Regions from separate parts of the Homo sapiens genome. Here region 1 is linked to region 2. Evidence: chromatin contacts called from ENCODE Hi-C or POLR2A ChIA-PET data. All regions are on one chromosome and are shown on one strand. The core of a region is the stretch at or near the end of the contact, and the rest is flanking DNA. Distances in the headings are between cores, read along the strand shown.

Region 1 (6,674 bases), core at 1,356-3,855, 36 kb after region 2:
TCTGGCAGGCAAGGATGAGCTGGCCATGGCTGTGTGGAAGGAGCTGATGGTGGCTGTGAGGGACCTGCTAGCCCATGGACTATATGCCTCCTCCTCAGGAATGAGCCTCATCATGGCTCCTATTGCTCATTTGCTGCCAGCCTTCTCCTCAGCCCCTGAGCCCATGCACCCCTGGGAGCTCTTTGTAAAGTACTGAAACCGCCTTTGTAAAATTATGACTGAGACAGTGAAAGAGATCTAATTTAACTGACTCCATCTTGCTTCTAACCCCCAAGCCATCTTTGTTCATTCCTGGGCACAAGCTGAACTAACTATGGAAGAAACTTAGTTTGCAGTTTATAGTTTAAACAAAGATGGTAACAGCCCTTTCCCAAAGCAGACCTCCTTCTTATCTGGGGACTAGACTAGCCACAGGATTAGAAATTATGGTTTAAGAGTCATGCACCTGGAGGCTACAAGATTCTGACCCTCCATAAACTGGTCCTAAGATCAGTTCTTGCGATATTTTGTGGGCCCTGCACTTGACAGATCAGCTGGCACCACCCAGATTGATAAACTGGCTTGTCTGATCTTGTGGCCCCCACCCAGGAACTGACTCAGTGCAAGAAGACAGCTTTGACTCCCTGTGATTTCAACCCTGACCAATCAGCACTCCTGGCTCACTGGCCCCGCCCCCTACCCACCATGTTATCCTTAAAAACTGCCCCTAAATGCCTGGGGAGACCGATTTGAGTAATAATAAGACTGGTCTCCCGCAAAGCCAGCTTTGTGTGAATTACTCTTTCTCTGTCGCAATTCCCTTGTCTTGATGAATCTGCTCTGTCTAGGCAGTCAGCAAGGTGAACCCCTTGGGGGGTTACAGTACTACCATGCTAAAAATGGCAGTGCTTATGCCCAGCCCGGGAGCTCTCCCAGTCTTTGCCCTTCCTGTTACAGGAGGCACTGATGTAACCCCCAAAGAGAGCCTACTGACAGTCATCCACATGGTGCTGACAGAGCACGACCCTTTCAAGCACAGTGCAGACTCTGAATTGAAGGCTTTGGTGTGCATGGCACTGAATGAGCAGCGTCTGATGTCCTGGGTGAACCTCATCTGCAAGTGCGGGTCACTCATCGAGACTCACTACCAGCCTGGGAGCTACATAGCACACACAGGCTTTGAGAGTGCCCTCAACCTGCACAGTCGCCTCAGCAGCCTCAAGTTCAGCCTCCCTGTAGATCTGGCCATGCGCCAGCTCAAAAATATCAAAGATGCCTTTTGATGAGAATGCCCTGACTCCAGGCAAGCTCCTTGCTCAGTAGGGATAGATGTGTTAGTCTTCTAGCATAGAAGCAAGGAATCAAAGATGGGGTTAAATGCATTTTTCCCAGACCCTGCTTAGGTCATCAGCCAAATGAGTGCAAAGTGTGTTTTCCCCACCAACTTAGCATCTTGGAAAGATGTGCTGGAGACTCTCTTGTTAAGAAGGTTCTGCCCTGGTGTGTAACCATAGTGTGCATGTGGGCACATGTGCTTGAGCCTGTGTTAAAGAAATCAATTGTGGCACATAGTACCCCAACTCATTGCGCCAAATCTGATTCTCAGAAAACCTAGGTTGCTTTAACCATTCTCTTTATGGCCGTGAGTGACAACATGAGTGAGTCATTGGTACCAGAATAATTTTGCCTGGAGGAACCTGTTAGTTGAGCCATCTTTCACTTGAAGCATGTTTGAGAGGCCAAGGCCAGAATTTAAATTCCTTTTATGAATAGATTTCCCTTTCTTCCTGACCCCAAGGCCAGAGGAGACTATATATTCCATGGCTGCCTCTAAAACTAGGAATGGGGATATCTGAAAACAGCATTAAAGCCAGGATGGTCTCAATCTCCTGACCTCGTGATCCACCCACCTCGGCCTCCCAAAGTGCTGGGATTACAGGAGTGAGCCACCGCACCCGGCCCACAGTCTTTTTAGAAGTAAATATATTCAAGTTAAATGAGCAAATCCTTGCCACCCAAGTTGAGTATGTACAGGAATACAAATCGGTAACCTGCAGCTGTTCCTCTTTGGGTTGTGACTCACTGGGCACCACTTGTCCTGGAAGCTGGCTGGCTGGAGGACACCTGATCTGGTAATAAATACGGCAGCAGGGATAGGTGCCACAGCAGGATAGCAACGACAGCAGATCACTGTTTCCAGGCCGGGGGTGGAGTATTTCATTGTGAAACTGACTCTAGAATGGTTCTATTTGGTCTGCAGTATTGTAGCCTCATTAGTTCACATTTGTCGTACAGCTTATGATGTTCACATTTGTCATACAGCTTGTGATGAGTACTACTCTAGGATTGGCCAAAGATGGGCAAAATATATCACTCCAAACACTACTGATTCAGCATTGTTATCATGTCTTAAATTGCCAGCTGCACTTTTTTTTCTGCACTACATAATGTAGTGCATTTTAACTTAAATTTTTTTTTTTTTTTTTTGGAGACAGAGACTCGCTCTGTCGCCCAGACTGGAGTGCAGTGGCACCATCTCGGCTCACTGCAACCTCCACCTCCCAGGTTCAAGCAATTCTCCTGCCTCAGCCTTCCAAGTAGCTGGAATTACAGGCACCTGGCATCACGCCTGGCTAATTTTTGTATTATTAGTAGAGACGGGGTTTCACCATGTTGGCCAGGCTGGTCTCAAACTCCTGACCTCAGGTGATCTGCCCGCCTCGGCCTCCCAAGGTGCTGAGATTACAGGCGTGAGCCACCGCACCCAGCCTTTAACTTAAATTTTTTTCAGCAACATGTTACTTGTTTAAGGTACGTTATTGGTATTTCATTAGAATTAGTTCACCTTCTCTGTGAAACAAGTCCATTGTAAAACGTAGTGGAAAATGATACATATGTGGTTGCTAATAAAATCATAGTGTTTTGTGACAAAAAAAAAAGAACCCTATGCCATGAAGGCAAATGTCTTCATTTCTGAAATTCTTCAAATTATTCTCTCTAAAATGTTTGTATCTTCCAAAAAAAAAATCTCCTAGTATGAGCTGCATAACATGTTGCACCCTAGATTGGGCATCAGGAGACCTGTGTTCTAGTCCTTGCTCTGAAACTAACTTTCTGGGAGATCCAACATGTATCCTCTCCTTTCCGGGTGTTGGCTCTAGAAGCACTTTCAGTTTCCTTATCTGTGCTCCATGAATTATTAGTTACTTGCCTGAGAGGTCTGACTCAGGGTGCCTCCAAAACAGTTCTTACATATTAGGTGTGAGCCAGGAAGAAACAATGCCGGAAGAGAAATCTATGGGTTGTATATTTAAAACAAATGAGAGCTAGCAGTTTACACATCTAGAGTGAATATTTTCAAGGCAAACATATATGTTTCATGCCTTCTATAATCTGCAGTTTACAATGCATCAGACAATAGCTCAAAAGCATCATCCTTCAGATTCAGTAATTTAATCACTCATTTTTGATTTTCACTTATAAAGAAAACCAAAGAAGAGAATCTCAGACTTGGAAGGAGCTTCTCATAGGTTATATAGCAAAACTATTCCTCTCTTGGAAAGTGGTTGTCCTGCCTCTGCTTAAATACCTTCGGAGATCGGGCACTCACTATACTCTTCTCACCCAGTATAAAAAAGCTCTTTGTTATGTTGAGCTTAAAATATGCAACCCTCAAACCTCTCACTCATTAGTGCTTATTCCAACCTCACAGTATAAGCCATTCCACGCTCACCATTTACAGACATGAAGCCATTTTGCTGAACAGCCAGTAGGGGACCCTGAAGATCTTCCAGTAACAAAATATAAAGTCAAAAAGATGCAGAAAGAAACTTGTTTTATTAGGCAATTTTATTTTAAGTGAGGTGTGTATGTGTGTGTGTGTGGGTGTGTGAGAGAGAGAGAGAGAGTGTGTGTGTGTGTGTGTGTGTGTGTGTGAGAGAGAGAGAGAGAGACAGAGAGAAAGAGGGGCAGGAGGGTGCTTAAAGGCCTTCATAAATACCTTGGGAATAAAATCTAGGTCCTGGTTGCAAATTGGCCACCTGAGTACCACGCTTTTTGAATTAGCTGCCACTATTTAAAAACTGGAAAAGTTGCACAGACATACACAAAACCAAAATTCCTGGCTTCTTTGAGACTTGGAAATGACCCAGCATGGACCCTCTCTAGCTGGAGATGGGTAACTTTAGACTAAGCCATGTGCTGTTTTCTGGGCATGGCCCCTGCTCAGTCACTCACTTACCCTTCCCACCTGGCCATGTCAGGCAGGGAGAGAAAGTCACATTTTTAAACCTTGTTCTTTGAGCAGACTGTGGGGCTCCTAGGAATTTCCAAGGGGAAAAAACCCAGAATCGCCATCCAAATTGGAAATGCCTTAGAGGGCTTCCAACAAATTCTCATTTTCCAAATTGAGAAATGATTTACATTTTCATCCTTGTCTCTGGTAGTAATAGTGGCCAGGATGGGGCCAGGTAGCTCTGAGGAAGCAGATTCTGACTGAGACCATCTGAGAGGGCAGCTCTTTGTTGGCAGAAGTGCAAAACCTTTCACAGCCCCTTTTGCCAAAATGGGGAGAACTAGGGAATCTTAGGGCAACACCCCAATAAAAAAAACAATAAAACAAAACAATAAAAAAAGAGACAAAAACCAAACCAAACAAACAGCAACAACTACCTTTACATACCATTTTTGCACACAATTCTAGGAAGTTTATGGGTCATTGTTCAGGTTCTAATATGAAACCTTTTAAGAACAGAGGTTTCCTTCTGTATCTTTTTTTTTTTTTTTTTGAGACAGAGTCTTGCACTGTCTCCCGGGCTGGAGTGCAATGGCGCGATCACAGCCCACTGCAACCTCCGCCTCCCAGGTTCAAGTGATTCTCCTGCCTTACCCTGCCGAGTGGCTGTGATTATAGGCGCCCGCCACCACGTCTCGCTAACTTTTTTTTTTTGTATTTTTAGTAGAGATGGGGGTTTCACTATGTTGGCCAGGCTGGTCTCAAACTCCTGACCTCGTGATCCACCTGCCTCAGCCTCCCAAAGTGCTGAGATTACAGGCATGAGCCACCGCACCCGGCCCCTTCTGTATCTTTTTGGCTTTATATTTTGTTGTCAGATCTTCAGGGTCCCCTACTGGCTGTTCACCAAGCTGGCTTCATGTCTATAAATGGCAAGTGTGGAATGGCTTATACTCTGAGGTTGGAATAAGCACTACTGAGTGAGAAGTTTGAGAGATACAAACTTTAATTTGAACTTAGTTTCCTCCTGATCCAGAGCTTTAACTACTTTTAGTATTTGAAGATAATAACTCTGACCATTTCTCTAACTTGGTTAATGTCATATCCATCCTGTTTTTCACAGTTACCCTTACCTGGTGACTTCTGTCATGTGATGTCCACTTGTGTGGACATCTGTTGCTTTTAACACTCATCAATTCCCCATTCTTGGTGTAGAACCCATTTTTGCTTTGAGATACCATCCCTCTCACTGCATGGGTGTCTTGGTGGCACTGTCAATCAAAAAGCCCTGACTTTCCTTGCCCAACAGATGGGCTTGTGCAATTGGACACTCTCTCCATAGAATTTGCGTCTTGAGCATTGCACTCAAGAACAGAAAACAATTGGTGGAAATTCATCCCAGAGGCACAGTCCCACTGACTTCAGTCTCAGGCTCTGCCCGGTCCCTGTCTTTCTCAATGTCTGCTTCTTTAGCTTTCCCTTGACTCTGTGAGGCATGTTCAAATCCATTTGTTTTAATTTAAGTTGTCCAGAGTTATATTCTGTTGTTTGCCTCCAAAGAACCTAACCAATGTGCTTCTCTTAGGTTCAGCTTAATTCCACAAACATTTACTAAGCCTGGAATGTTGCACTTGCTCTAGGGAGGTCCTGGTGGCCCAACTCCTGTAAACTCCTGGGGCCTGGTGGAGGGACAGAAAAGAAGCAAATCTTTCTGCCTTTTACTCACATGTCTTACAAAGCATGGCAGAGCCAATGCCCAAGTCTACCATGAGGGTTCAGCACTTGCACACCCAGGAAACAGTGACAGGCACAATGATCTTGGCAGAGACATAGAACTGCAGGGGGTAGGTAAGGCAGATGCCACCCAAGTAGAGGAGCTCAACAGACTGGTACAACCTGTGCAAGGCAGAGGGGATCAGGAAAGATCCACGCACAGACACCAGCAGGCTCTGGAGGACCCATGGGGGTTAGTCGGGAGATCATTCAGGCCAGAGCATGAGACAGAAATTGGGAATAGTTAAAATTGCTTCCAATAACCCCCTAATTGCTAGAGAACATAGCAAGGTGCCAAGAGGCTATCTAGTAGAAACAATTGCAAACATGTCTTTAGGCACTGGAGTCTCACTCAAGTGGCAAGAGTCTCACTCTCTATGAAGGGCATGAAGGTGCCAAGACCTACAGAGAAGATGGTGGATTCATGTTCTCCATCTCAACTCCTGCACAGACATCTCTTCAATGAGTGGGGTGGTGGGTGAAACTGCCTGTGCTATTTATTTATTTATTGAGACAGGATTTCACTCTATTCCCAGGGCTGGAGTGTAGTGGCACAATCCTAGCTCTCTGTAGCCTTGAACTCTTGGGCTCAAGTGATCCTCCCACCTCAGCCTCCCAAGTAGCTGGGAATACAGGCATGTGCCACCATGCCCAGCTTGTCTGCCATTTAAGGACTCTTTGTCTTTTT
Region 2 (6,559 bases), core at 2,150-4,649:
TGTGGCGCCTCTCTTACCAGGATGCCCGCGTTCTTCACAGCGAGGGGTAGTCCCAGGATCCCTGTGCCCATGTTGCCTTTCACCAGGTGAATCAAGGCCTGGAACACTCTAAAGGAGAGGAAGGAGATGTGAAGTATGGGTGTGTGGAGGTGAGAAGATCCAGCGGTGATTCCCTTGCAGCATGCCAGCACCTGATAGGCGGGCTCCTAGCCATCTCTCAGTCCATGAGTCCTTGCCTGGCACATCTGGGTCTCCTGTAGGGTTACCAACCATCCCAGTTTGCCCAGAACTGTCCTGGTTTTAGCAGCTAACACTCAATATATGCTGCAACACTTACTATATGAGACACTGTGCTAGGTGCTTTAAATCAGTATTATCTCATTTAATCTTCTAGTCAAGGCTCTGACAAAGATACGATTATCATCTTGCAGGTGAAGAAACTGAGGCACAGAGATTTGTTAATGACTTATCCAGGATATATTGGGGAGCCAAGATTTAACACAGTGCTGCTTCAGAGTCCCTGTTCTTCACCCCTACTTCTGCTGAGCTGCCTCCCAGAGATAAACTCAGACAGCGTAAGTAAAGAAACAACCCCATATCATAACTGAGGAAATGAAGGCTCAGAGAGGGGCAGAAACTAGCTCAATGTCATAAAACTAGTAGTAGAGACAGGCTTGAACACAGAGAAAAGGGGAAAGGGCAGGCAGAAACAAAAAATCATTGTGACTTCTGAATAAACAGGTCGGATGACTGGGTCCCCAGATGAGGTCTGGCGGGGCATAACCATTCAGGGATTGGGCTCCAGAGGGATTTCTTTTCTCAGCCCAGGGCATCAAGGCTGGAGAGTGCACACCTCCCCTCCCCCAAACAAAAACTCAGACCCTTCCTTTAAGACAAATGCGAAGGTTTGCCCGGAGGACAAAGTCTAAACCATCAGGAGAAAAAATGTTCCAGGGAGGCACTCTATTAGCGGAATTACAAAACAACCTATTTCTACACGTTTTTGTACCTGTACCAGGTTAAGTCAAGGCGAGCATGGGGTTTACACGTGCAACTTTAGAAACCTTGGAAATTCCCCATGAGAACCTTCTGGTTAGGAGACTTATTCTTTGTAAAACAACAGAGGTACTCTGAAAGGAGCCCGGTCTCTGGGATTTGACAAACCAGGGATTAAACCTCAAGGCCACGACTTAACTAGCTGTGTCATCTTGGGCAACGTGTTCAACTTTGTTGACCCTCTGTAAATGTCAGGAGTGATGCTATTTTTAAAAGATGCTATTTTAAAAGAATCTATGGGCAGAGGCTCAGGAAGCTTCATATTGAAGCTGTAAACCCTCTAGCTTCCTGAGTCTCTGTACATAGATTCATCAAGGGTTAAAGAGAACAATCGAGGGAGAAAGGGGGTGGAGAGTCCCTGCATGCCTTTCTCCCTGTGGGTGTCCACATCGCTGACCGAGCACTACACCCTACTCGCCAGGCTAGCAATGGGCTTGTTTTGCAACTAGGAAAGGGTCAGCGGGTTACTTTGGAAATTTCTAACTAAAGTACTTAGGAAATCAGAATTTAACTTTGGGCCACTCAACCAACTTGAAAACATAGTGCGGTAAGTCATGCAAAGCACCAAACTGGGAGTTGGGAGACATGGGCTCCAACTCTAACTCCTTTCTTTTTGGTCACCTTGGACTGTCATCTTATTCACAGCAGCCAACACTTACAGACACTGTGTCTGGGGTATTTATGCTCAAATCTCCCAGGAGGAGAGAACTATCATTGACAGAGGAGAAACTGGACACAAAGAAGTTCCAGCATTTGCTCTAGCTGGTAAGCAGCTAAGTGGGAATTCGAGTCTGGGTGAGCCAACCCCATCGTTGCCACGCTTACTCAGCCCGTTATTTGGCTTCTCCCCAAGCCACGTGTCTCCCTTTAGCTCTCACTTGCTTTATTCCTTTGATCCTTAAGTTGCTGAAATTGCCATCAAACCTTGTATCAGTTCAGGACACAAGAGACAGGTGGTTCCCTCAAGGCCTCTGACTGAGAAAATGCCTCTACTTAGCAGTGGCTGGCCCCAACTTACAGACAGCACACTCTCAGGGTCACTAATACTTAGCAACTTCCAGGACTAGCCCTGGGGCGACAGCACAGGCAGCAGGGCCAGTCACTGTGTCCATCCCTAAATTGTCCTGCTGGATGGCTGTGGGGAGGGGCTTTGCCTGCCCCTTACAGTCCCTCCCTGCAGTGCACCCCCGAGAAACACATCCTCCGATTTTGTTTCCATGCACCCTCCTTTAGTTCACACTGCCACCTGTTTTGCATGTCAGAAAACTGGAACTTAGAGAAGGAGCAGAGAAACCACTTGAACTCAGGCCTTCTGATTCTCTGTCCAGTGCTCTTTCTACTATCTAGTGGTGCAAAAACTTTCTTCTTAAAGCAGCAGAACCTCTTCACTACCACACCCCACACCTTTTGTTCCTAAGTAAACTAGCAAGTCTGGTTGGGTGGTGGGGTCAGATGTGGGGAAGGGAGCTGCAGCCCTGTAGCTTGGCTTCCCTCTTTTTTTATGTTTTGGAAGCCTTGTGAATAACCCCCACTCCCCACTCCCTGGAAAGTGGAAAAAACTAGAACTTTCCACAAAGTGTGTTTTTTAGAGTCATCTATGCTTCTCAGTTGAAGTAGAGGCCAGGCTTACTGCAGGAAGGAGGCAGGGAGGAGGAAATACTTAGTGGTCAGTGAGGCCACTGTGGTTTTAAGCTCAGGACTCACCTTCTCCTCCAAGTAGTTAGGGATTCTACCTCTATCCCCAATCTTAACATCGCTGGCCAGGAACAAAAATGTGGCTTTAGGGCCAGCACTGAATTCTAGCCCTTATCCTGCCAATGACTCAGTATGTGGTCCAGGGTAATTGAGCCTCAGTTTCCCCACCTGTGCCTTTTGGGATCTGGATCACTATGTCCCTAAGGGCTTTTCTGACAGCCTTTACTTCTGCCTCAGCTTGACTCAGCCCATGACTGCACCTTTTGCAACCTTGGTTTCTCATCTGCACAGTGGGTTGAGGGTCAGACACACCCACCTCAGGGTTTTTGCCAATGCAAGCTTCAGGCTAGAAAGCAGAAATAGGGATGGCAGAAAACAGCACTCACGTTATGCCCTTGGTCTTCTTCAAGCCTGCTGACTCTGAAGGACTTTCATCCAAGAATGTAGAGTCCTTGTTCTCCAACTTCTTGGCACTTTCAGGAGGCGACATAAGGTCCAATTTGATGGCAACGGCTCCCTGGGGACCCTCAGTACTTTTTGTCACAGACATGACTGCTTAAGAAACAAGGAGCTCGGGGTGACAAAGAGGTCTGCTCTGGAAGGAGGGAAGCAGGAAGGTGTCTAGTGTAGATGTACACCCCAGCACAGTGGTGTGTGCCCGGGCTGGCTCTGGCCAAGCTGGAACGAGGCCCCGCCCACCTCCCTGGAGGGCACCTCTTCCTGCCTGGAGAAGCCAGTGGACGAGGACTCCTGGGAAGAGGAGGAGAGGAAGGAGGGATTTGGAAAAGGCATCACCCATTCGTATTGGTATTACTTAATAATAATCATAATGATAACTATTATACTGATAATTTTAATAACAAATATCTATTAAGCCCTGTACTAAGGGATAAGCAATCCTCTAAGTGTTTTATCTACATTTTCTCATTTAACCCTATCAATTAAGTAAGGAGAAAACTGAGGTTTCTTGAAGTAAAGGAATCTGCCCGAGGTCAGATAGCTAGAAAGTGACAGAGTTGGAACCTAGCCCAATTTGTCAAGGTTTTCAACCAGTAACCTATTTCTGTCTCCAAGAAAATACCTACAAATCCCTCTCCTTTTATTCATCTCAGGGTAGAGGTTTCCATGTCTCACTGGCTCCACAGTCTGCTGTAAGACATCCCTTCTTGCAGCACCCCATTCTTAAATTGGAACAAAAAAGGGACAGTCACTCAGTCATCTCTAATTAATTCTTAGCTTTTGTGAGGCTCCATGGAGTGAGTAAAGAGTGTTCTTCTGGAAACGGGGAAGAGGCTGAGATTGTATGACTCCCAGCCACAGTTTGCTGGGCAAGATACTGGCGCCAGGAGGTGGTGAGATTTGTCTAAGGTCACACATGAAATCCAGGATAGAACTCTGCAGCTAAAGATGGTCTTGGGCGTTTCTCTAGTATCCCACTCTCTGTCATTATCTCTGCTTCAGTGCAGATGAACAGGCCAAAATTTCCTCCTCCCTCAAAATTACAGCTTTTGACTCAAGCCATACCACTCTCTCCTCCATCATCTCATCCCCAAAACTAACATTTCTTAAGGGCTTATTACATGCCACAAGCTTTGCTTAGCTAATGTCACTGCTAACTGGTAGCATCCAAGACAGATTTGTCAGGCCCCTCCCTTACATGGGGCTCTTTCCAAGGTCCTGTATGCAATTTTGAATGGACAATTTTGTATTGCTTTTTTCTTAAAGAGGTCCTCCTTACCACTACTTTCCCCTTCTCCATGGGATAAGCTTCAAGCTCCACAAAGCCTGGCTACTTCTGTGGGTTAGCTTTGTTAGTTTGTTTTTACAGATGTGGAAATTGAGGCTCAGAGAGGAAAAGAATAACTTGCTGGAGGTCACAGCTGGAACTCGGTAAATCCGAACTCCCCGCTAGCCAGGTTTTTTTTGGTTGTTGTTGTTTGTTTTTTGTTTTGTTTGTTTGTTTTTTCTGAAGCCTGCAGCTTTGACCACAGCACTGTCTCCTTTGTTTTAATGCTGGCCCCACCCTGCCAGCTTCTTGTCCTGAATCAACTGAAACACTTGCTGTGATTTGAGAAGTGTTATTCCCTTGTCTGGCACCATTACATGGCAGTATTACTGGTCTGTGAAGTAGCAGGCTGCATCCTGTGACCTGCTCGTTTACAGCCTGAGATTCCACAATTTAAATTTGTAATCTCAGATTTGATGTCGCAGGTGGAGCTCTGTGTTCCTGCTCGAGCAAGGTCAGTAATAAGATTGTTGAGGAGCTTGCTATGTTTAGATATGAGCTAGTTCTTGCCTTCCTCTCCAGGTTTTGAGAAGAACTCTGAATTATCTTCAGGCCTTTTGGAAAGGGGTGGCTGGAATATCAGTGTTTGGCCAGAGCTCTTCCCAGGCATCGTCAGTGAAAAAAAAGCTTGTAGGGTGGGGCTCCACACCCCAACTCATTGCACCACATGTTAGCAGGCAGGAGGTCTTCTCCTAGGGTGGGGATGTCCAAAATAAGCCCTTCCAACACGAGTGGCCCAGGCATCCGAAGCCCTGGGTTCCGCTATGGCTCTAACTATGAAGCTGTGGCAACCCTTGGAAAGATATTATTCCCCTTCAAACTCCAGTGTCCCCTTTGCAAGATGGATACTAGATTGTAGATGACTTCCAAAGGCATGAGAACCCCAAGGGCTTGGATGGGGTGTTTGGTAACGCTGAGATGCAGGCCAGCTTTTCTTGGGTGGGGCAGGCAACTGGTGAAAAGACAGCCTGCCCACTAGACATCTCCAAAAAGAGTGGAGCAAATGGGATGTAAATAATGATAATAATCTCCTATGATCCTTTAGAGTAAACACAGAGCCTTGTTCCTTTCATGGCTTATGGCACTTTTAAAACGTGGTGTGTATCAAAGCATCTGAAGAGATAATAAAGAACAGAGACTCAGACTTGTTGAAGTAGGATAGAATCTGTGCCATGTTATTTTTGCCAAGTTCATCAGGTGATTCTGATACTAGCTGAAGTTTGAGTCCACTGTTCTATGGAGTGGGAATAATTGCTTCTTTTTTAATAGATTAGAGAACCAAGGCAGAGAGCTGGGAAATATTTGCCTGAGGTCGTATAATCTGGTAGAAATGATCACTGGTACTCCTTTGGGCTAGAAGTCAGAGACTTCAGAGACAAAATGAAACCCCTACCTGGATGAAAATTCATCACCCTATCCTCACCACCACCACCACCACCACCCTCCCCCGGCCCCGGGTACCTCCTCATAGTCTGTGGCTGATGAATGTGACTCCTTCTACCCCCATCTAAATAATAATGATAATAGCGACTCACATGTATTGAGTCTATTCTATGTGCCAAGCTCTAGATGAGGTGTGTTACATGAGGTAGGCACTATGATTACCCCCATTTTACAGATGAGGAAACTGAGGCTCAGAGGGGTTACCTCCCTTGCCTAAGGTGACCCAGTTAGTACTAGAGACAGAGCTTTGATTGGATTCCAGGCCTCTTGGCATGTGCCTCTGAAGCTGCAGTTGAGTTATCTCTGTGTTCCTCTGCTATGACTAGGGCGTAGTAGGAACTCTGAAATAGTTGAAAACCCTTTCCTGTGCATACTTTATGCCATTCAAGACTGGGACTTCATGCATCAATCAAATTTCTAAATAAATGTTAGGGACTGATATAGATGGGCAAATTCTCATTTCTCTCCATTAAAAACCTTTAAAATATCACCATTAAAAAAAAGAGAATATTTCAACCCCCTAAAGCTGGAAGAACATAATATCAGGATAAAGGATAATGGGGTTTTTTGTGGCTTTTT

What was found. A loop is a pair of places that touch in the nucleus more often than their neighbours do. ChIA-PET counts read pairs that join two places held with the same protein, here RNA polymerase II (POLR2A). Pooled maps may share reads with other maps.
Region 1: a map of gastrocnemius medialis shows a loop between it and region 2 (10-fold over the local background). The contact joins the enhancer-like site here to the promoter of SLC36A2 in region 2. A Hi-C loop is called at or near these places in 4 of 168 maps with a recorded cell type or tissue (gastrocnemius medialis, psoas muscle and sciatic nerve) and 3 of 50 pooled maps. POLR2A ChIA-PET finds 5 or more read pairs at or near these places in 1 of 52 experiments (MCF 10A).

The regions. Positions count from the first base shown.
Region 1 is chr5:151,381,124-151,387,797 of GRCh38, forward strand. The region is part of intron 5 of LOC105378234 (a long non-coding RNA gene); the gene reads right to left. It also overlaps a transcript of SLC36A1 not described here and the pseudogene LOC100419720. Among named protein-coding and RNA genes, the nearest start is that of SLC36A2, 37 kb to the left of the region's middle. RefSeq lists an enhancer at 6,433-6,674. Within about 2 kb of position 2,606, at least 2 of the 41 ENCODE cell types and tissues checked have a DNase peak (open chromatin) inside an H3K27ac peak, as active enhancers do; they include gastrocnemius medialis and psoas muscle, where a contact is called at or near this core.
Region 2 is chr5:151,344,160-151,350,718 of GRCh38, forward strand. It overlaps SLC36A2 (solute carrier family 36 member 2), which reads right to left and starts at 3,400. Exons shown (of 10, transcript NM_181776.3): 1 at 3,138-3,400; 2 at 18-108. The coding sequence starts at 3,301. It also overlaps a transcript of SLC36A1 not described here. RefSeq lists an enhancer at 2,913-3,826.